2 separate regions of the Homo sapiens genome follow, and region 1 is linked to region 2. Evidence: chromatin loops called from intact Hi-C (ENCODE). Cell type or tissue: endothelial cell of umbilical vein. All regions are shown on one strand. Each heading gives the region's core, and the rest is flanking DNA. Links, peaks and the distances in the headings are about the cores only. Region 1 holds the start of LINC02872 (long intergenic non-protein coding RNA 2872). Region 2 overlaps LOC105376126 (a long non-coding RNA gene).

Region 1 (10,412 bases), core at 1,042-9,041, 120 kb after region 2:
TCAAAGTCAGAGGCAGCAAGAATTGGCATGAGTCTCAGTCCATCCTCATGGGTTCCAGCTTGTGCCCGTGGGCTCCATCTTGTCCTTGCTTCCCCACTGCCTGCCTTGTGGACAATGTCCTTACAGAGATTGCTTAGCAAGAACCCACAACTTTGTAAGGTACAAATCCCTGTAACAAAGATACACACACACACACACATAGGTATATATGTATATGTGTGTATAAGTGTGTGTCTGTGTGTTTGACATGCATACATAAAACATGTATTACCTCCTAGTGCGTCTGCTTCTGATTGAACTATGACTGACATAGATGAGAGGGTTTATCAGGAAAAATTTGAGACATGTCAAAAACAATGACAAATCACCTGCTTTTTAAAATAATCATTGCTGTAATAATATTACAACTAATCATATCTCCATGCCGTCTCTTCACCATCCCACAGGACAGTGTCAGAGAGGCTGGGTTCGAGGCTGGCTCTATCACTTTCTAGCTATGTTTGTTGGGCAAACTCCAAACCTCAGTTTCCTCATCTGTAAAATGTAAGAAACAATTGTGTCTACCTCATGGGTTCATGGAGGATTAAGAGATAATACACTTGGAGGATTAAGAGATAATACACTTGAATTTCTTAGTATGTGCCTAACATGTAATTAATGTTTAAACCAAGTTAGCTAATATTAACTGTATAAAATACATAACTACTTGTAGATAGCACATTTGTCCCCATAATAATTTATATTCCATCCATGTACATTTACACTCATAATTCAGAAACTGCATTTGTGTTATTGAAGTGCAGAGATTACAGTGCACTTCAGAGGTCATGAGTATAAGTATTTTTACACTGTTCCGAATCATTTATGGGTTAAAAAGTTTATAATAAAATATCTCAAAAATTAATAAAAGTATAAGATTAAAATTATGTAGTCTGCTTGCTTGTGTTGATGGCATTAAACCCAGAATGAGATAACCCCTTCATTCCTTTGGCTCTTTCAGAAATCATCCTTCAGCCTTAGAGTTTTAAACTCTTCCTTCTTTAAAAACTGAATCAGACTGGGCGCAGTGGCTCATCCCTGTAATCCCAGCACTTTGAGAGGCCAAGATGGGTGGATCACTTGCGGTCAGAAGTTCAAGATCAGCCTGGCCAATATGGTGAAACCCTGTCTGTACTAAAAAATATAAAACAATTAGCCGGGGATGGTAGCGCACGCCTGTAATCCCAGCTACTCTGGAGGCTGGGGCAGAAGGGTAGCTTGAACCCAGGAGGCGGAGGCTGCAGTGAGCTGAGATCATGCTACCGCACTCCAGCCTGGGTGACAGAGGGAGACTCCATCTCAAACAAACAAACAACAACAACAACAACAACAACAAAACCAAACCTGAATCTATCTATACATTTAAAACGGCTTTGTAAATTCCAAATCATTTGTCCTTTTCACTTTATCTTTTTAGAGTAATTTCAGAAGGTAGACATAGCCATGGCATTTAGAACCAGTTTTAATATTGATCTGTCTAGAAGCCTTCCAAGATCCCACTAAAATCTTTACAAAATGAGGAAATGAAGACAGTTTTTAGAAGTCCCATTGGTTCTTAGGGACAGGGCTTGCAGGAATGTGCAAGACAGAGGGTGAGAGAATGACTTGGGATGATGTGACTTTTCTATTCATTTTGCCTTTTGGAACATTCAATTTTTCTGAGCTCTCTTTGTTTATGAATTGAAAATGCTTTTGTTTATTAAGTTAATTAAATTATTTTAAGAACATAAACAATGCGAGATAAGGGACTCAAACATTGTGAGCCTCTCTGTCTCTCTCTGTGCTAACAAACGGTCGGTGTCATAATAAAACAAGTATATTTCTAAATAAGGCAAAAACGCCCGGGTCCTGTCTGATGAAGCAAGAAGCCAGACAGAGCTTCCTACTGTTTCTCCTGCCCCTGACGCACACTGGGACCCTCAGAAACTCAGCGTTATATGACAGAGACAAAAGGTTAGTTCCCAGACAACAATGGACAATGCCTTGATATTTGTTTATCACCCCTCAGCGACTGGGGAAGGCTCTAGATTGTGAGAACTCAAAGCAGGGCTTTCCCATATCTGCCTTAGACTGTAACAATCTGGATATATACATATTCTTACCCCACTACCCTATACACATCTTGAGAGCAAACCACAGTCTGTATTCCCACTTGTCATGTAGGAGGCATTACAAATCAATTATATTCTACAGAATAGAGAAACAATTTGCGTTTTTTAGCAAATTAAACTTTAGTTCAAATATAATGTTATACACTTCAAATATTGAGATTAAGCAAACTAAAGCCTCACCCACTCCTTTTTCAGCACCCTTAAATGAGTTCCTAGGAGGCTCCAGAACCTTGTCTTAAAGATAAACGATGAGATGAAAATGCTTGCATTTCTAAATGCTGTTTCCTGAGGAACTCAATGTAATATTTTTAAGGTTCAAGAAGATGGAGTGTATATCTTGAGTCATAGACAGAACACGTTCATTGTCAGTGCTGGGCTCAGCATGTGACTGACGGGTGCTGATCCTGGCTCTTACAGTCCCCAGATTCTGAGAGCCACCTGGCACAAGGGGCATCCTCCTATGCTGCAGATGGCCAAGGGCAAAGGTCAGAGGGCCTGATGCGCTCTTGACTCTTTCTTGCTTCTATCTTGCCTCTAACTCCTGCCTTCCTATGCATGGGCTTCCTTCCATTACCTGAATCACCACAGCGCCTATGAATTCCCAGTAAGCAATTTGTTTAAAATGTAGACCCACTCAACTTCCAGGAGCTCGTGGAAGATGGGTGGGTATACATTTTTAGGAATGAGAAGGGAACTAGTATTTCAGTTCCTATCCTGAAGCATGCATCATCCTCAAATTGAAAAGAAAGTGGATAAAATTAGAACATGTTCACTGCCTTTGAGGAACTCATGGTCTCATGGAAAGACAGCATGTCCTATCTTGTACTGTGGATTTGTCTTGAGAGCAGATGTGATGTCTCTTCCAGAACTGTTGGGGGCAAGAGTAGGGTTCTCCCAATGCCTAGGATCATTGATCATTGTGATCATGATGCACAAAACAGTCTAGCCTGTTCTTCTTAAGTTTCAAGTAAATTTCAAAGATCCAAGGAAACCCATGTGTCATGACCTCCAAAATAAAATTTGGAGACGAAGAATGATGGCTTTCTGCTCTTAGAGGAGGAACAGATGACAGGAAGCAATGTCACTGGAAGTGGGGTTTCCTCTTTTGTGAAATCCACATATTGCCATTTGTTTCCTGTTGTCCTCGGTGTTTTGTCAGTAGCTTGTGGAGGAGAATGAGCAGAGGTGTGCTTTATTGTGTCTGAGCCACAACGCTGACTTTATGATGATACAGCTGTGTTCTTGCTGTTCACCTTTCATTATTACTTCCATGGAGTTCACTGCTGGCTACTATACATCACAACACTGACAACTGATGTAACCTCTGACAAGTTTAGCTGTAGCCAGTGGGACCTGTGTTCTAGATGGTTTGATTTGTGCCTACAGCTTCTTGTTTGGATGATAGATTATACAAACACCCAGGTCATAGCCAATACGCAGTTATACAGCTCACTTTTTTCGTGTGATTTTGGTTGGGTGATTTTGTTAACGAGTATTTACAGTTTTTCACACCTAAACTCACAGTATGAAGCTACTCCATGTTTATTGCTTTGCATGGTACTGCAAAACTGCATTTATTGTGCTTTCATCAGAAACGCTTCTTTGAGACATAAACATTGCCTGTTTTTCACTCCGTTTTTAAAAAACAAATTAAGCAGGCACTCATTTATGAAGGTACTTCAGGTAAAAGAGAGGAAAGGTTCCCAAAAGGGATGTGTGGGGGCCACTTGAGGGCTGTCTTTCATGTCAATCTCAGCCATTCCTCAGGAATTTCTATTTTCTTTTTGACACTGCCCAAGTGGCAATCCCACCCTGTCCCCTGTCCCTGACCTTGGACACGGGGAGCAGCACTGTCCCACGGAGGGGGAGACAGAAGAAGGGAAGATGGTGAGCCCAGCCACTCCTCAGCCCAATTGGGTTTCCTCAGCAACATCTTACCCCAGACTGTCCTCTCTCTTCGCTCCTCTGCTCCAGACAGGATGGTTTCCATGTGCTGCTTCTCTGCGATCTTTCTTTCCTCTTATGTCTTTCATTATGAAACCAAAGTGCTAGAGGGATTGGGGACTATGGGGGACCGACAAAATCCCATGTTCATGAAGAAGGAAGAGAATGCTCGTGGGAGGGGGGCTGAGGCCTGCAGACATGGGGATGGAAAGTTGCCGCCTTAGTCATCTGAGGCTGCTCTAACAGGATACCATACACTGGGTGGCTAATAAGCAACAGATGTTTGTTCCCACAGTTCTGGGGGCTGGGAAGCTCAAGAGCAAGGCACCAGCAGATTCAGCATCTGGTGAGGGTCTGTTTCCTGGTTTGTATAGAAGGTGCCTTTTCCCTGTGTCCTCATATGGTGGGAAGGGCAAGGCAGCTCTCTGGGGCCTTTTTTATAAGGGCACTGATCCCACTCATGAGGACTTTCATGCCCTGATCATTTCCCAAAGGCCCCACCTCCTAATAATACCATCACATTCAGACGGCAGCAGCCTCCTCTTCATTCTGAAAACCTCCCTCAATAACAATCTTTGTTTCAAAAGGATTTCAAGGCAGAGATTTTGATACCCACTGGGGCTTTTATCCTGTTTTTCAGAGGTTTGAGAGGGTTGACAACAGCTGTGGTTGGAATAAGAGGAGTTAATGGTAATGGAAAGGAAGTTGACACCTGAGGAGGACAGTTGGGGTCACAGGATAAAGTGCCTACAAGGTTTCTATCACTGGGAAAGCTGACTGGCTAACCCTGGCTGCTTGGAACGCCGTGTCTATGCCATTCCACCTTCCTCGCAACTTGGCAGGTCTTCATCCAGACTCCATCCCTGCATTACCTTTCCTGGTCTCCATTAAGATGCAGCCTTCCCGAGGACAAGGGAACTGCTGGGCGACTTAGACAGTGAGGCCCTTTGCTGCTCATCACAACCAGCGTCTCTGGAACCCCAGAAAGGCAGCCTGGGATCAGGCGGAGGCAGACATTACTTATGGATGAAGGGGTAGAGAGCGAGTCAAGGGGTAGAGAGAGGGTCTAGGTGTAAAACGGGCACCAAACCACCACACAGGACTACCCCAGTCAGGATAAAAGGTGAGGCTATTTAAGCATCAGAACGTGCTCCCTCGACCCCAGAGCCTGCCCAGAATGTTGGGGGCTGCCACCTGCTTGCCTGCGAGGCCTCCATGCTCTCGGGCGCTCATGTTCCCATCTGCTTGCTGCAGCACTAATGAAGAAACTCGACTGCCAGGCATGCTTGGAGGAATAACTCATGAAACAGATTGTAAAGCCGGGGCCCATGACTTGCTCTTTTGGGACTTGGCACTTACGTCTCTTTTTCCATTTGCACCGACTGAGCAGGAGGCCAGGCCTCCCCGCCCGGGCCTTGCGAGCGAGGCCCCTTTCCTCTGTCCGCCAGTTCTCCCACTCGGCCCCCACACCCCCAGGAGGAGATGCAGGGGAGCTCTGCTGACGCCGAGGCCGCGCCTGCTCCACATTCCAAGCGGGACACGGCCTGAGTCCCGTGGGCCCTGCCCGGAGGCCCCTGGGTGTGAATCTGTTTCTCCCCTCTCGCTGGCTGCCGCGCCGCCTTCAGGCTTTTTTTTTTCTCGCTCTCTCTCGCCGTTCCCCGGGCAGGCAGCGTCTGCTTTTCAGCGCGCGGACATTTCCGGCTGGCGGGGGACAGAAGGGACCGCGGCCAGCCAGTTCCCGTTCCCGTTCCCGCCTGGCTGCAGGCGCAGCTGCGATGACTTCATGACTCTGCAATGGCCGCGGGGCCGGGAAACAGGGCCGGGATTGTATTAACGGGATGGAAAGTAGCAAGTTTGAAAGAGACCCGTGGCAGACTCCACCTCCTGCCTTACTACCTTTTTTTCAAAAATTGCTCTTATCTCCAGCAAAAACTCCCTGAGTGCCTTTTCCCTCTCCTGGCAGCACTGGAAGGAGGGCCGCCTTGGAAAACGTGTCCTCCTCAGACCTGAGTCCCCCGGGCCCTCCTCAGCCAGGATCAATGTAGAGGGAATGCCAAATACTCAACCGCCTTTAGGTGGGGTTTTAGGTTTGAGGGGAAATAATGAAATTTTGCATTTGAATCTGAAAATGAGTCTGGCAGCCTGAGTGGTTGGGTGAAGAAATGGCCCTGTTTCTCCTATTAGCTTGTCCTCCCACCTCGGGGAGAGTCTGACCCGGTGAGGTGGCCACAAGACCCTAAGAGCCCTGCTCCACCGAGTTCCAGAACGCGGAGAACTGAGACCCAGGCACCACGTGACTTGATTGTCAAGCTGCCTGACATTTCAGTGTGGTGGCAATGGACCTGGTGTGCCTGGGTGGGAGGAACATGTGGACATGGATTGTCAGATATGACTATGTACGTGGTGGCATTGCTTGTGATGGTGAAAAATTGGATTGTTTATCAACAGGGAATCAAACAGGGAATAAGTAAAGTGTGTGTGTGCTGTATTTATATGATGGAATTGTATACAGCAGTTAAAATAAATAAAAGTGATCTAGTTGAACTAGCCTGGGATAAGGCTCAAAAAAAAAATGAGCAATTTGCAGAATGAAACTGCAGTATGAAACCATTTATGTAAGAAAAGAATGAGGGCGAGGGAGAGAGAAAGAAGAAAAGAAAAACAAGAAAAACCCTCATGAAGAAATACCGCTCTCTGTGCTGCACTATAGGCTACTATAGACCATATATAAAAGGACTGCAAGGCTAAATCCCCAAACCCCAAACTATCCAAGGGGAGGGTTCAGAGGGATAGAAATTGGAGAATGTGGTCAAAAGGCACTTTTGAGTAAATGTCCTAATATTTCAGAAGAGAATGAATTCACTTATTTCTTATGTAATTAAAAATTCATTACAAAATAGGGGAAAATGAAGTGTTAGTGGTTTACAAACTTCATCCATCCAGATTGAGCAGATGTGGAGCTTTGCCATTGACTTATTTGTGAGTAATTAGTGGTTTCGGTTTTTTTTTCTTTTGCTGAGATGCAGCAAATTGATATGATTAAAAGGGTGAGACAAGGTATGTGTGAGTGTGCGTGTTCATAAATCAACAGGTGACTGTGTTAAGTAACCCTCAAGAGAGTCCTTTTTCAAGTAGTTAGTCTGTCATACGTGGCCTTGCTGAGCCGCAGGGTCATCATCCCGTCAGGCCAAACACGGGGCTGCAGCATTTATTGCTCTAATTGTGCTGTTTAGAAACAGGTGACACACAAAGGCTAGGGAGCCCTGATCTGTTTTTGGAGACCTGCCGTCTCCCTTTGTACCTTCCACTTGGAAAATCTTGCAGGTAGACATCAATTAGCAATGCAAACACCATGTTGGAAATTCACTTTATTTGGGGGCTTGTTGGGGGGGGGTGGTCAGGTAAGTGAATAATTTAGCTAAGAATTCTGCAAACCCAAAGGTAGTGATTACTATAGACAGAGATTTTAAAATATGGATGAAGCTTGTGTGTGTGTGTGTGTGTGTGTAGAATTAACAATACAAAATTTTAAAATTATTTTAAAAACATTCTTTTATTAAAGGAGAATATTTAAAATTAGAAAATAAATTATAAACTTATTAGGAAATAGCTTGCTTATGTTTTAGAATCAGTATGAATATTACTAGTTGTTTTCAAAAATAATATTTTCCCTAACTATAATAGTTATATTCTCATTGTAGAAAACTCAGTAAAGAAAAGTGTAAACAACACAATTAAAAGCAAACAAAAATGAAGCAGTAGCTAACTCCTGATGGTTGAATTATGGATGTTTTCTTTTAGACTTTTCTATTATAAATATAACAAAATCTCCATCCTACTGGTGATATTACTTTGTAGCCTGTTTTTATCATACTGTTAATATGTGAGAGGCCCCCAATCCAGAAGTTTTCCTGTACCTCCTTCCAGCCAGTTTCCTACCCACCCCAGGCATTGGTGGCCACTGGTCTGATTTTTATCACTATCGTGTTGCCTTTTTCGGAATGTGATATGAATGGCATCATACAGTATGTAGCCTTTTGTGACAAGCTTCTTTCATTTATCATAATGCTTTTAGAGTCTTCTATGTTGTTTCAAATATCAGAAGTTCTGTCTTTTGTGCTGAATAGAACCCCATTGTATGGGCATATTACAATTTGTTTATCTATCATTTGCGGGGATTTGCTGAACATTTAGATCTAGTCTGTGGGTCAAAGTCTGTCACCTGTTTTGGAATACTCTTGGATATTATTTCTTCAAATAATGCTCTGCCCCATTTCAGCCTCTCCTCTCCTTCTGGGACTCAAGTTGCAGCTGTGCTAGGGAGCATTTGATTGGGTTCCTTATATCTCTTATGCTCTATTTTGTTCTTTTCCTTTTTTTCTCTTGGTGCATCAGTTGGATCTTTTCTGTAGATTTCAACTACACTGTATTTTTTCTTTCAGATCCTTGAATATTTCTGATGCTATTGCTATGAGGCTGGTGCAAATAGAATCTGAAATTTTACTTCCATCCCTTTTTTGCCTGGTTAATTCTTAGTCATCATCTAGATTTTGCTTCCCCAGGAATGCCTTCTCTGACCTCCAAGATGAAGCCGGATGACAGCCCCTCAAAGTACTAAGCCTCTTTCCTCTTGAACACTAACCAAAGTTGCAGAATTTGTCTGCCTTCCTCTCTAGACCATAAGCTTTACAGGGCAGAGATTGGTCTGCTTTTTGTTTATTGTTGTTTCCCCATCTGTAGCCTGGTTCCTGAAACATAGTAAGATCCTAATATTTTTGAAATGTTCCCCCTTCAGGTAGTTGGGGGTTGGCTTCCTGAGATTCTTTAGGTAACCTCATCATAGCTCGGGGTATCTCATCTATGCCTTTGCACCAAGCATCCCACGCTTGGTGATGGTCTTTACAGAAATGTCTACTGCATGTGGCCTTAGTTGACTTCAGAGATGGAAGATCAAACCAATGCAAGAAGGGCATGATCAGAGATATTTCTGCCATAGCATGGTTAGAATACCAAGCTGAAAACAGAACATAAGCTTGAACATAGCTGTAGTGGATAACCCTCAGACTCATGGGGAACTGTTGGCTCTTTTGGCTGAACTCTTGGTTATAAACTTCTAATTTTGCGGTTGACCTAGAAATTCTCATTTCTGGAAAATGACTGAGCCAATTCTCTGTTCTCCTAGTTTGCAAAGAGCTTCTGTTGTTTCCGACTAACATTAACTTGCCACACTGGCTTACTTTCACTCTTATTCTCTAGGGGAACAAGGTTTCTTTCTTTCCTTCTTTCTTTCTTTCTTTCTTTCTTTCTTTCTTTCTTTCTTTCTTTCTTTCTTTCTTCCTTTCTTTCTTTTCTTCCTTCCTTCCTTCCTTCCTTCCTTCCTTTCTTCCTTTCTTTCCTTTTCTTTTCCTTCCTTCTTTCTTTCGTTCTCTTTCTCCCTTCCTTCCTTTTTCCTTTTCCTTTCCTCTTTCTTTCTATATGTTCTTCCCTGAGGAAGACAAAAATTTGTAACTTCCTTTCCCTGAGGAAGACAAAAATATATAAGTCCATACAGTATAATTAGAATTTCAACCAAAGGAGCCTCATTAATAAACTTCAGAGGACATAAATTTTTCACTGGGTAAGTAGATGAGTTCAGTGTCCTATATAATATATCAAAATGCCCAGGAAATTTTTCTGGAACATATGTATATAGAAATCTATGAATCTATAGATAATAGCAGTAGTAAGAAGAAGATATAAATGAGAATATAGGTACTATCTCATTTAATCCTCATACGTATCAGAACATAAGGCATTGTTACTAATTTATAGAGATGTGAATTTAAGTACAAGGATTGTAAGTTGCAGGGGTCAACTAATGGTGAAACTGGGAAAGATGCTCAGTGCAAAACCCATGCATAAGACTAAGATGAGAGGAAAAACATGAAGGATATAGATAGTGCTTCTTTAATTTACATTCGCTCTTGTTTTTAGGGAAATTGTACTTTCAGCAAATTTAACTAGCTAATGCATAGTTCTGATCTAATGCATAGTCTCCACTACCTGAAACCTTCCAGTAGCTCTTTATTGTCTAACCAAAGCCAGGCAAGTTTGCCTGTCATGAGCTTTCCCAGAGACTTTTCATCATTTTCTACATGCCCTGGCACAATGAGAATTTCAAAAGGGGTTAGTTTATCAAACTTATTTTCCTACGGACTGTCTTTTATCCTGGAGCATCTTTCAGTTTCCCAGTGATCTTGGGAAATGCAACATAGAAAATAAAATTTAAATATCTAAGTCTGTTCTTCATTTCTTAGTTTATACCTTTCTGGCCATCTC
Region 2 (10,412 bases), core at 1,192-9,191:
ACCATGAGTGCCTTTATCTGTTGTTTAAAATTTACTTTCAATTTTTTTGGTAACAACTTTATTGACATGTAATTCCTATACTCCACAGTTTACTCACTGAAAGTATGCAATTAGATGGTTTTAGAATATTCATTCACAGAGTTGTTCAACCATCATTTAGGAATTTGCTCGCCTTTCTATCCTGCCATTTCCTCTCTCTGGAATGTTCTTACCCCAGTCATCGACTCTCTCCCATTTCATCATTTAAGTCTTTGCTCAAATGTCACATCCAAGACGCTTAGTGCTCTTCCCTTACCAAAATCACCACTCCACCCATTCTCCTGCCTCCCTCCTGCTCTAGTGTCTGGACAGCACATCCCCCTCTGCCATGTTCTCGTTTGTCTCCTGCCTGTGGTCCTCAGCTCCTCCAGGGCAGGACGTTTGTCAGGACGTTTGCTGCTGCCCCAGTTTCTGGGCTGGTGCCAGACTAGAATTAGGGGCTGGGAGGAGGAATGGAGGGGGCTGGCTGGCTCTCCTCTCTGCACCCAGCCCGTTGGAGGAGGGAAAGAGACTGGAGCCCTAAACAGACAGGGCTGGCTCCCTACAACTTGCTACTGGGTTGGCCAGGAACGGATGCTGCTATAGTCACCAAGCATTGGCTGAGGTGAAGTGCGAGGAAGCTCAGCATGGGCCTATGGGAACTTGAGCCATATAAATTTCTGTGTGAGCCCAAGAAATTATTTGCCATCTCTGAATGTCTTTAAAATGAGGACATTGGATCTCTGGCTCCTTGTAGTTCTGACACTGGAGTTCTGATGGAATTCTTTGATCAGGTGTAATTGAACAAATGCAGTTAAGGTGTCCCGGAGTGCTTTCTTTCATGGATCCCATCTCTCCAGCTACCTTTGCCACATTAAGCTGCTTATATTTCCTCCCTCCTCTCCACGCCCAATACACATGCTTTTGTAAAGACAGAGTTTTCTAATGCCTGGGGTCTTAGATCTATACGGCAGGAGAAGGGCTAAATAGAAAGTGTGATTTGGGTGTGCTATTTGAGCTGGAGCTAAATTTGAGTAAAAGCTTTGTCTGTGAGTTTACAAACATACAATTAAGGCTCTCACAGTTATCTAAATCCATTTTCTTGCCTTATAATTTTATGGTTAGAAGCATTACAGTTGTTTTTAGATTTTCATTATAACTGCAGTAGCCACAGACGGAACCAAATAGTGTTTGTTTATTTGTGTGACAAATTATGCCCCTCAGCTAACTATACTGTGTAATTTGCATTGGGTGTGTGTTTTGTGAAAGAAGTATACATTGGTCTGAGGGTCTTTTCTTCTCTTTCCTCTATCTTCTTCCCAAAGCAGTGCTGATAATAGAAAATTGGAAAATAAAAGGCACATTTGTGTACTACACACACGCTTGACTTCAGATTCCACTCCCCACCATTGTAGCTGGGTAAACTTGGGAAAGTCAGCTTATTTCCTCAATTTTTTTTTCACACAGTGAACTTTGTTCTTTTAAAATACCTTATTTACAGATCATCAGTAGGGGAAGAGTAATTTAAAGTATTAGGAACTTCAGGCCAGGAGCAGTGGCTCATCCCAGCACATTGGGAGGCCGAGGGGGGTGGATCACCTGAGGTCAGGAGTTTGAGACCAGCCTGGCAAAACCCCATCTCTACTAAAAATACAAAAAAATTAGCCGGGCGTGGTGGCGCATGCCTGTGGTCCCAGCTACTAGGGATGCTTAGGCAAGAGAATTGCTTGAACCCGGGCAGTGGGCGTTGCACTCCAGCCTGGGTGACAGAGCGAGACTCCATCTCAATTAAAAAACAAACAAACAAACAAACAAATAAATAAATAAAGTATTAGGAACTTCAGTGTCACTTGAAGGTTGATTAGAAATGAAAATCATTTCTGATGACTTAGGTACTTCCCAGCTATGAAAACTCCTGTAGTTAGTCAACTCTGCCTCTCTGCTTTTTCTTTAATTTGTTATTTTTTTTATTGTGGAAGAATACATATAACATAAAATTGGCCCTCCTAACCATTTTTAAGTGTAGAATCCAGTGGTATTAAACACATTCATCAAGTTGTGCATCCATTACCTCCATCCATCTTCAGGACACTTTTCATCGTGTAAAACAGAAACTCCACACTCATGAAATAGTAACTCCCCATTTGTCCCTGCTTCAAGCCCCTAGCGACCGCCATTCTCCTTTCTGCCTCTCTGATTTTAACTCTTCTAGGTACCAGGTATAAATGGAAGCATACTGGATTTGCTTTCTGTGACTGGTTCTTTTCATTTAGGTTCATCTATGCTATAAGCTGTGTCAGAATTTCCTTCCTTTTAAGACTGGTTAATACAATATTCCATTGTGGTATATCTACACTGCATTTTGCTTATCTATTCATCTGTCAGTGCACGCTTGGATTGCTTCCATGTTTCGGCTATTGCGAAGAATGCTGCCATGAACGTGGGTGTACAGATATCTCTTTGAGGCCCTGCTTTCTATTCTTTTGGGGATATACCCAGAAGTAGCACTTCCATATCATATGGCAACTCAATTTTTAACCGTATGAGAAACCACCGTACTGTTTTCCACAATGGTTGTACCATTTCTTTTTTGTTTGTTTTTAACTTTTATTTTAGGTTTTGGGGTACATTGAAAGGTTTGTTACATAGGTAAACTCATATAATGAGGGTCTGATATACAGATTATTTCATCACCGAAGAATTAAGCCCAGTACCCAATAGTTATCTTTCCTGCTCCTCTCCCTCCTCCCACCCTCCACCTTCAAGGAGGGTCATTGGACATTGCACTCCAGCCCTGGAAACAGAGCGAGACTCTGTCTCAGTTTAAAATAAATAAATAAACAATGTATTAGGAACTTCAGTGTCACTTGAAGGTTGATTAGAAATGAAAATAATCTCCGATGACTTAGGTACTTCCTAGCGATGAAAACTTCCGTAATTAGTCAACTAATTGACTAATTACAGGGTCTGTTGTTTCCTTCTTTGCATTCATAAGTTCTCATCATTTTGCTCCCACTGATTTGCATTTGAGTTCAAACAAGATAATTTCTGAACTCCTATTGCAAATTGCTAAATGCTGTCTAAATATCTACTAGAGATGATTAGAATGATGGTTAATAAGTGCTATATTTCACATCAGGTTAAAATTTCTTCCAAGATATCTTTCTTTTATCTGCATGTATAGAATTTAGATCTTAGCATGAATGGGGATGAATTTATATCCATCTGTCATCTGAGATACTCTATGTGAACAAGGACCACTGTTGATCTGGCTGACCATATAAAATATCAGATAACAAAACCTTGAAAACTCATATTGGGAGTGTATGCTTTTGTCTAGTGCTTCTGGTCCTTTTAAGCAGCCAACAAATTTGCATTGAGACCTTGCTGACTGTGGGTATCGGTGATTTTTGTCCATTGACGATTTTATCTTTAGTTGCTACTTCTTTGGTTTCAAAGAACTACATGTGACAAAAAGTGGCAATGTCTTAGGAAGTGGTTAAGCTGAGTTTATAAAAAAGGAATTGAAAATATGTAAACATTTAAGCAATTTGAATTGATTAGGAACTTGGATGGGGGTAGTGCTTCAGTTTAATATAACTCAAGAGTTCTAGATAAATCATAATTCTTTAGATGAAGGCTAGTTTGTTCTGGATTCCTGCTGAGATAAAATGATCATAAATTTACAAGTAAAGAATAATGTAAATACCTTAATGTCAAAGTATTGCTTTACAGTTCATACAATACTTCTCAGTAAGTTGTATCCTGAGAGATCTTGTTTCTGCTACATACCAGCTGATGACCTTAGCAATGACCATCAGGCTGTGGACCTTAATTTCCCCCACCCCGGTAGGGTAAGAGGCGTGGTCTGGGCTCATCCTTCCAGCAAAGCTCTGTCTAGCTAAAAAAATCTACAACCCTGGTAACTTCCACTTTTATTCTCTCTGCTTTGTAGATTAGAAATCAGAGGAGGTGTGAGTCTCTCATGATTGGATAGACTGATTTAATTACAATTCTTAGAAAAATATTAATGCCTTTCTTCCTCCATTCCCTGTGTTTTGGGCTCCTGCTGTGAGTCGGGCCTTCTCTAGTGCTGAAGACACGGAGTGAAGAAGGTGGCCTCTGCCCTGGCCTTCTCCTGGGCTCTGGGGTGAGCCGCTGTCCTGGATTGCTCTGGACCGAGGGGCTTCCTGCCCAAACTGGGAGAGCCCCGGGCAAACTGGGATAAGTAGGTCACTCTAAGTGGGAGATACTGAGCATAAATGAGTATTTTTTTTTTAAAGTGAACAGTTTCAGACAATGACCAGTGTTCTGTGGGAAACCCTCAGGATAATGCAGTGCTGAGCATTTTGGGGTGGGGGTGGTGTTGGTGAGCTAACAAGGCCTCTGAGGAGACCACGGATACGCTCCAGGGAAGAGGGATAAGGTGGATGGAGACCTGGTGAGAAATAGAATGTTTGAGAAATAGATCAGTGACCAGGATGAACCCTGTGAGCAAAATCGTATGTTCTGGAGGGAGGGAGAGGTAAGGGCGTTGTGGGTCTTAGTAAGGACCCCATACAATAACAATAGCTACTGTTACCTTCTGGCACTTCACTTACTTCATTACAACCAATTCATAATCACCCATTTTACAGATAAGAATACTGAGACATAGAGGCTTTAATGAATCGTATCTAACGTCATGCAGCTTGCAGATGGTGAAACCGAGACTTCAACCCTGATGTTTTGGTGCAGAACCCACAGTTGTCCTTAACTGCACTCACCTGAGGGGAAGCCCCTTGGCCACCGCAAAGCTGTCCCTATCCCTCCAAACTCTTCATCCCCACCGCACTCACAATCACTCAGGAATAAAGACCAGCTTTGTCATTTGCAGTCGCAGTTTTCACCAAGCCAGTAACGGCACTGGGGGAGGCCTCTGCTGCTTTTGTGGCTTGGTTCCAGTGCTGAATGGGGGTAGTTATAGGATGGCTTAGAAATAGTCACTCTGCGTGTAATCAGGTCACTTCACTGCAAAAACATTTTTGTTTCCGCTTCCTTCCTTTTCTGGATCTTATCCAGGGAACAGTGTCTCTGACCTTCTAAGCCACAAAGGCCAGAGATAATGGGGCACAGCAGGTTGATGTCGTGAAAGGAGGGGAGAGTCCGTGGTCAGGATGAGTGTGTGGGCACACACACACACACACACGCGTGGGGAGACAGTCACTACCCAGGGTGTACGTCATAACGTATGCTTAGAAAAATACTGCTAAGAAATACACAGAAACTTTCCTAGTGTCGAATTCTCTTTTGTGTGTCTGAGATCTCCCTTCGGGCTCAGAGTAGAGTGGAGGAGACGGGCATTCACTCTGGGCAAGTACAAAGAAAAGCACGTGAAATTCCTCCCCTTCTTGTCCTCATCCTCATCCTTGCAGCTCACATCCAGCGCCGGCCTGGGCTTCTGTGGTCTGTGTTGACTCTGATTGCCTTGCCAGATGTATCGGCAGTGTTGAGACTGGATTGGTTTACAATTTCTTTCAAATCTGCTTAAGAATGAGAGAGACCTTTTTCTATAGGGGAAACATAATGTGTTCTACTTGATTAGGGCTGGAGGTAAAAAATAAAAGCTATATGGAAAATTCAAAGGATTTAGGTTTTTATTCTAAATTTTAAAACTTACCCATAAGAGATTCGATGGAAAATAATGAGCCCTAAAAAAATATTTTCCAGAATCAATCATGATTTTTTCATGCACATAATGTTGGTTTAAGGCTTGGGAATCAAGAGAAAAATGCAGAAGGAATGTCATATGTTTTGCTTTACAACTTTCTCTCCTATTGTTTGCGTTTCACACTTTCACACTCAAATCTCTCTTCCATTATTCTTTGACTTTTATAAATCTACTGAACATAAATTCTGTTTAATTATAGCATGGTTCACGTGTACTAGAGAGTTATGTTAATAATGAAAATGCTGTTGATTAGTAATCAAAGACAGATTTCGTAAACAGAGAAAAGGAGGCGAGGAAAGGTTTGGGGTTCAGGAAGGAAAGCCTAACTTCCTTCCTCACCATTCTCCCACAGCTGCAAGGTTTTCCAGGTTACTGTGGCCAGGTCGCAGCCCTGTCTATGCAGTGATGTGGGTGTTGTGCTCTCTCTTTTTTCTGGTAACAATTTTCCCTCCCTCCGTGGCCCCTGTGGACACTGATGTTTGTGTCTCAGTTGGCCCTGGGGTGTGGTGGTGCTGCTGTGAGGAGCACTGGTCACAGCTGGCCTGCATCCTCAGCAGGTCCCCAGGGGGACTTTAGGCAAACCACTTAACCTCTCTGAGCCTCAGTGTTCTTACAAAAAGAAGATGCAGTAACAGCCCCAAAGGGTGGTTAGAATTATTTTAAATATCTCATGTAAAATGCCCAGTGTACATCAGGTGTCCTGCCATCAGAGGGACTCAATGATTTTGATTATTATTATAATTTTAAATCTTGACTGTTGATACGAAGTGAGAAACAAATGAAGTCAAGGCCCCAGGGCACTGCGTTTGAGGCTGTCGGGGCTTGATGTGGTTCCAGGTGTGGCAGGAGTGCTGGGGATGAGCGGGTACCAGGCTCCAGCCTGCCCTCCCCTTGCCCCATCTTGGCACTGTGACGGCTGGCAGCTGGGTTCCCAATCAGGCACTGAGAGGCCATGTGTTCCTTTGTCATAGGGCATGTCCACCTCTGGTGTGTGTTTAGCCCCAGGCAAATCTTGAACTAAGTCTCAGTGTCCCGGGAAAAAGAGCACTGGACTCAGAAGTAGAAGAAATGGGGCCGAGTGTGGTGGCTCACGCCTGCAATCCCAGCACTTTGGTAGGCCGAGGCAGGTGGATCACCTGAGGTAGGAGTTCGAGACCAGCCTGACAAACATGGTGAAATCCTGTCTCTACGAAAAATACTAAAATTAGCCCGGCGTGGTGGCACATGCCTGTAGTCCCAGCTACTCGGGCCCCTGAGGCAGGAGAATCGCTTGAACACGGGAGGTGGAGGTTAGAGTGAGCCGAGATAGCACCACTGCACTCCAGCCTGGGTGACAGAGTAAGACTCTGTCTCACAACAAAACAAAACAAAACAAAAGATATAGAAGAAATGGGCCCTAGTCCCATTCACAAGTCACCTTGGGTGAGCCGTTTCAGAGCATGGGTTCCTCTGATAGAAAGTTTACATTTTCATATACGTCTTGTGGTTTCTGAAGGGAAGTTAAATGAGAGAATATGTATGTGAAAATACTTTGCCTACTCAAATAATAATATCAGTGATCATAGAGGTTTTTGTTTTTTTTTCTCCCCAGGGCTCAGTATTCCCCTACTATCTGCTTACTGCCTTTCCAGATCCTCCCTTAAAATGCTTTGCTCAAACCTGTTACATCTTCAAGTTTTTTCAGCTTTCTTGTCGCAGGCTCCATTCCTAATTCATGCACATAATCTGCCATGTGCAGACACAGGCACATACTCATTCAACTTGTCCCATAATCTTTAGGGTCTTGCTCCCTGTTACTTAGCCTGAAGAGTAGCCTGACAATATTTTCAGAGCTACTGATGGGTTGATGTAACCCAAGATTGCCTGTGGTAGAGAATACTGCAGACTAGGGTTTGGCCAATTTTTTTTCAGTCAGGGGCCAGGTGGCTAGGACAGAGTTTTGGAGCAGATGAGGGTTTTGACGCCCCCTCTCTTCCGCCCTTCCATGACTGAGTGTCTCAACCTGGAGGTGCGGGTGGGGCTGTGTAGAGGCTCCCTGAGGAACGCAGGAGGTTGTTGAGCTGTTGATTGGCCTGAGGTGGCTTGAAGGATGGAAATTTACAAGTCGGCCAAGAGCCTTCTCTCTGCCAAGGACTGATTCAGAGTTCAGGGATTAAGCCTCTGGCATGGGGATTAAATTGGGATCTCACATGCACAGATCCCACGGGCACCAGATGCTGGGCTGGGTCTGGCACACGCACTGTTGGCTCTGAGAAGCTCCTCAACCCCTTGTGGGCATCAAAGTAAAGAAAGAAGTGAGTGGTCCCCCTTTTCTGCATTTAGCCTTGATCTGAGATGAGAACATTCATTGGAAACAACCAAGGAGCATGAAGGAATTTCTTCCCGAGGCCAAGAGTGATGAAACGGCTGAGTGTTAAATTTTCAGTAGGGATACAGAGAAACATGGGCACAAAACTCAGTTTCATCCCCACGGCTCTGTTCCACTGGCTCTATCACGCTGCTTCTTGTGGGCCTGGAAAATGTTCCCCACTTTCCGAAGAGCTGTGTCTTTGCTCAACATCCACATCCCAGCAAACGGGATCCATTTCAAAAGAGGCTTTTGATTACTCATTGTCATTTTTGAACCTCTTGTTGCTGTCAGTCATCAGTAAACAGTGCTCTTAGGAAAGCCCTAAGTAGGAGAGGTTGAAGACGATGCTGTGGGCTGGCACAGCTTTTTGTTTTGCACATGCGGAAATTGAGACTGGGAGTGGAATGTGAGCAGTTCAGAGTTAAACAACTAATTCGAAGTGAGTTGAGAACTGGAGTCCAGTCCTCTGGGCTTCTGTTCCAGTGTTCATGAGACAGAACAAAACTGCTGCTCTGTAATGATAAGGGTCATGGGGTTACAGGCACCAGTGGTTGATGTGAAACTGTATCACAGAAAGAAAAAGAATTTATTTTTGCTTTTTGACCTTGAGAGGTAAAGAAGTTTTCCCCACCTCTTGTAGATCTAACCTCATCAAATCATACAAAAATCAATTTTTGTTTACTTGCATGGAGATTATCTTTTCGTACTCATGTATCAGTCAGCATAGGCTGAGTTACATTGTGGTAACAAATGACCCCCAAAGCTTAGTGATTTTCAAACACAAAGTTGGATTTTTCACTCCTGCTATATGTGTGTTGGAAGTTGCTGAGTTTCTGCTGCTTATCTCTTTACTCTAGGACTGAGGTGGACAGAACTCTCTCAATTTCAGGGTTGGGAAATTGTGAGCTGTGGCAGAATCTGGCCTGCTATTGTCTTTGTTAATCAGGTTTTATTGAAAGATAGACATGGTTATTTGTTTATGTACCGTTTTCACACCACCACAACAGGATTAAGTTGTCATAATAGAGGCAGTATGGCCCACAATGAAGATAATCTTTACTTTCTGACCTTTTACAGAGCAAATTGGCTGATCCCTGGTGTATCTGAAACATGGTGATCTGTGGCAGAAGGAAACGAGACAGAGCAAACTGTAGGCTGGTTCTCAAAACTTCTGCCCAGAAGTGACACATGGTCATTTCTACTCCCATTTCTTGCACTAAAGCAAGACATGTGACATGTGGCCCCTCTTGATGCCAACAAAAAAGGGGCAGGAAATCAGCTGATTCCAACATAATTTGTATTTTATTTGTATCTGTGTCTGTATTCTTGGTTGCAAACAACAGAAGTGTACTGTGTTTAATTTAAAGAGAAGGAATATTAATGTAAAGGTTATCAGGGAATCATGCACTTGAGAGGAAGGCTGAAGAAGGGGCCTCTGTGGGGTGCAAGGACACAGAGCCACAGTCCCACTGGAGGGACGGCCTCCGTAAGCTTGCCCTCTGGCATTGCCAGCAGTGGCCCTTCTCCACAGCACTGCTTGTATCTCTGAGGCCACTGTGAGTAACTTTAATTGAACTTTAGCCTGGATGTTACTCCTTCAAGATTCAAAGTGCTGGGTGGGTACTGTTTGTCGACCACCTTTAAAGCATGTGGCCATGTCCTAGCTGCTGGGAGGGTTGGGGAGATGAATAGCAAGACTTTTTCATCTTGGTAGGAGGAAGGGGCCCTGCTTTCCCTAGAGACTTATGAGTGGAGGAATCTCATCAACATAAGAGGCCACGCTAAGAAGCCTGGGAAGCCTAGGAAGCCCTGTCGTTGTTCACGCGAATGGTCAATTGCTTGCAGTTGGAAGCTGAGTGGGAAGTCTGGCAAACGTCGGTATTGCTTGTGCTTCAACTTCTTAAGTGACATTTTCCTACAGGACGCCTTCAGCAGGGAGCCTGGAAGGATCAGAAGAAGATGGGAGAACTTCCTTCCTGCTGGTCACTTAGGAGCCAGAATGACCTTTGTTACCTGGACTTTTCCTTTTCTCCTCCTCATCATTGTTCCATCCCCACTAAGACCTTCATTATTTTGGAAATATTAAGTTAGAAATCTAGTCATGGCCAGCATGAGAGAGGGACAGGGATGCATACAGGAATCAAACTGAATACATTTTGTGTTTTCATTCCCCGTAGGTACTTCTGCTGGTGTCAATCATTGGGACTGGATTATGTCTAAGCATCTTCAACCTCACAGGGGTAATTTGAAAAGTTGAGGAGGGGTTTGCTTTTGAAGAGATAAGCTCATATAATGCAGAATCCAGCCTTTATGGGGATCAGGGGGTCACTCCAA

The links. A loop is a pair of places that touch in the nucleus more often than their neighbours do. Peaks named below come from ENCODE experiments on the same cell type or tissue, not always from the same donor. Only the 100,000 strongest peaks of a DNase experiment are listed, where the experiment ranks them.
Region 1: a loop joins it to region 2, with 7 times the contacts of the local background. A loop is called at or near these places in 3 of 110 quality-filtered maps.

The regions. Positions count from the first base shown.
Region 1 is chr9:87,143,940-87,154,351 of GRCh38, reverse strand. LINC02872 (long intergenic non-protein coding RNA 2872) reads right to left here and starts at 5,708. Exons shown (of 2, transcript NR_161226.1): 1 at 5,454-5,708. RefSeq lists enhancers at 5,089-5,596, 5,597-6,105. In endothelial cell of umbilical vein, for the core only: no CTCF peak of the experiment used is centred there; a DNase peak (open chromatin) is centred at 5,811; H3K4me3 peaks cover 578 bases.
Region 2 is chr9:87,265,336-87,275,747 of GRCh38, reverse strand. It overlaps LOC105376126 (a long non-coding RNA gene), which reads left to right. Exons shown (of 15, transcript XR_007061642.1): 8 at 10,256-10,318. Among named protein-coding and RNA genes, the nearest start is that of LINC02872, 120 kb to the right of the region's middle. In endothelial cell of umbilical vein, for the core only: no CTCF peak of the experiment used is centred there; a DNase peak (open chromatin) is centred at 5,187.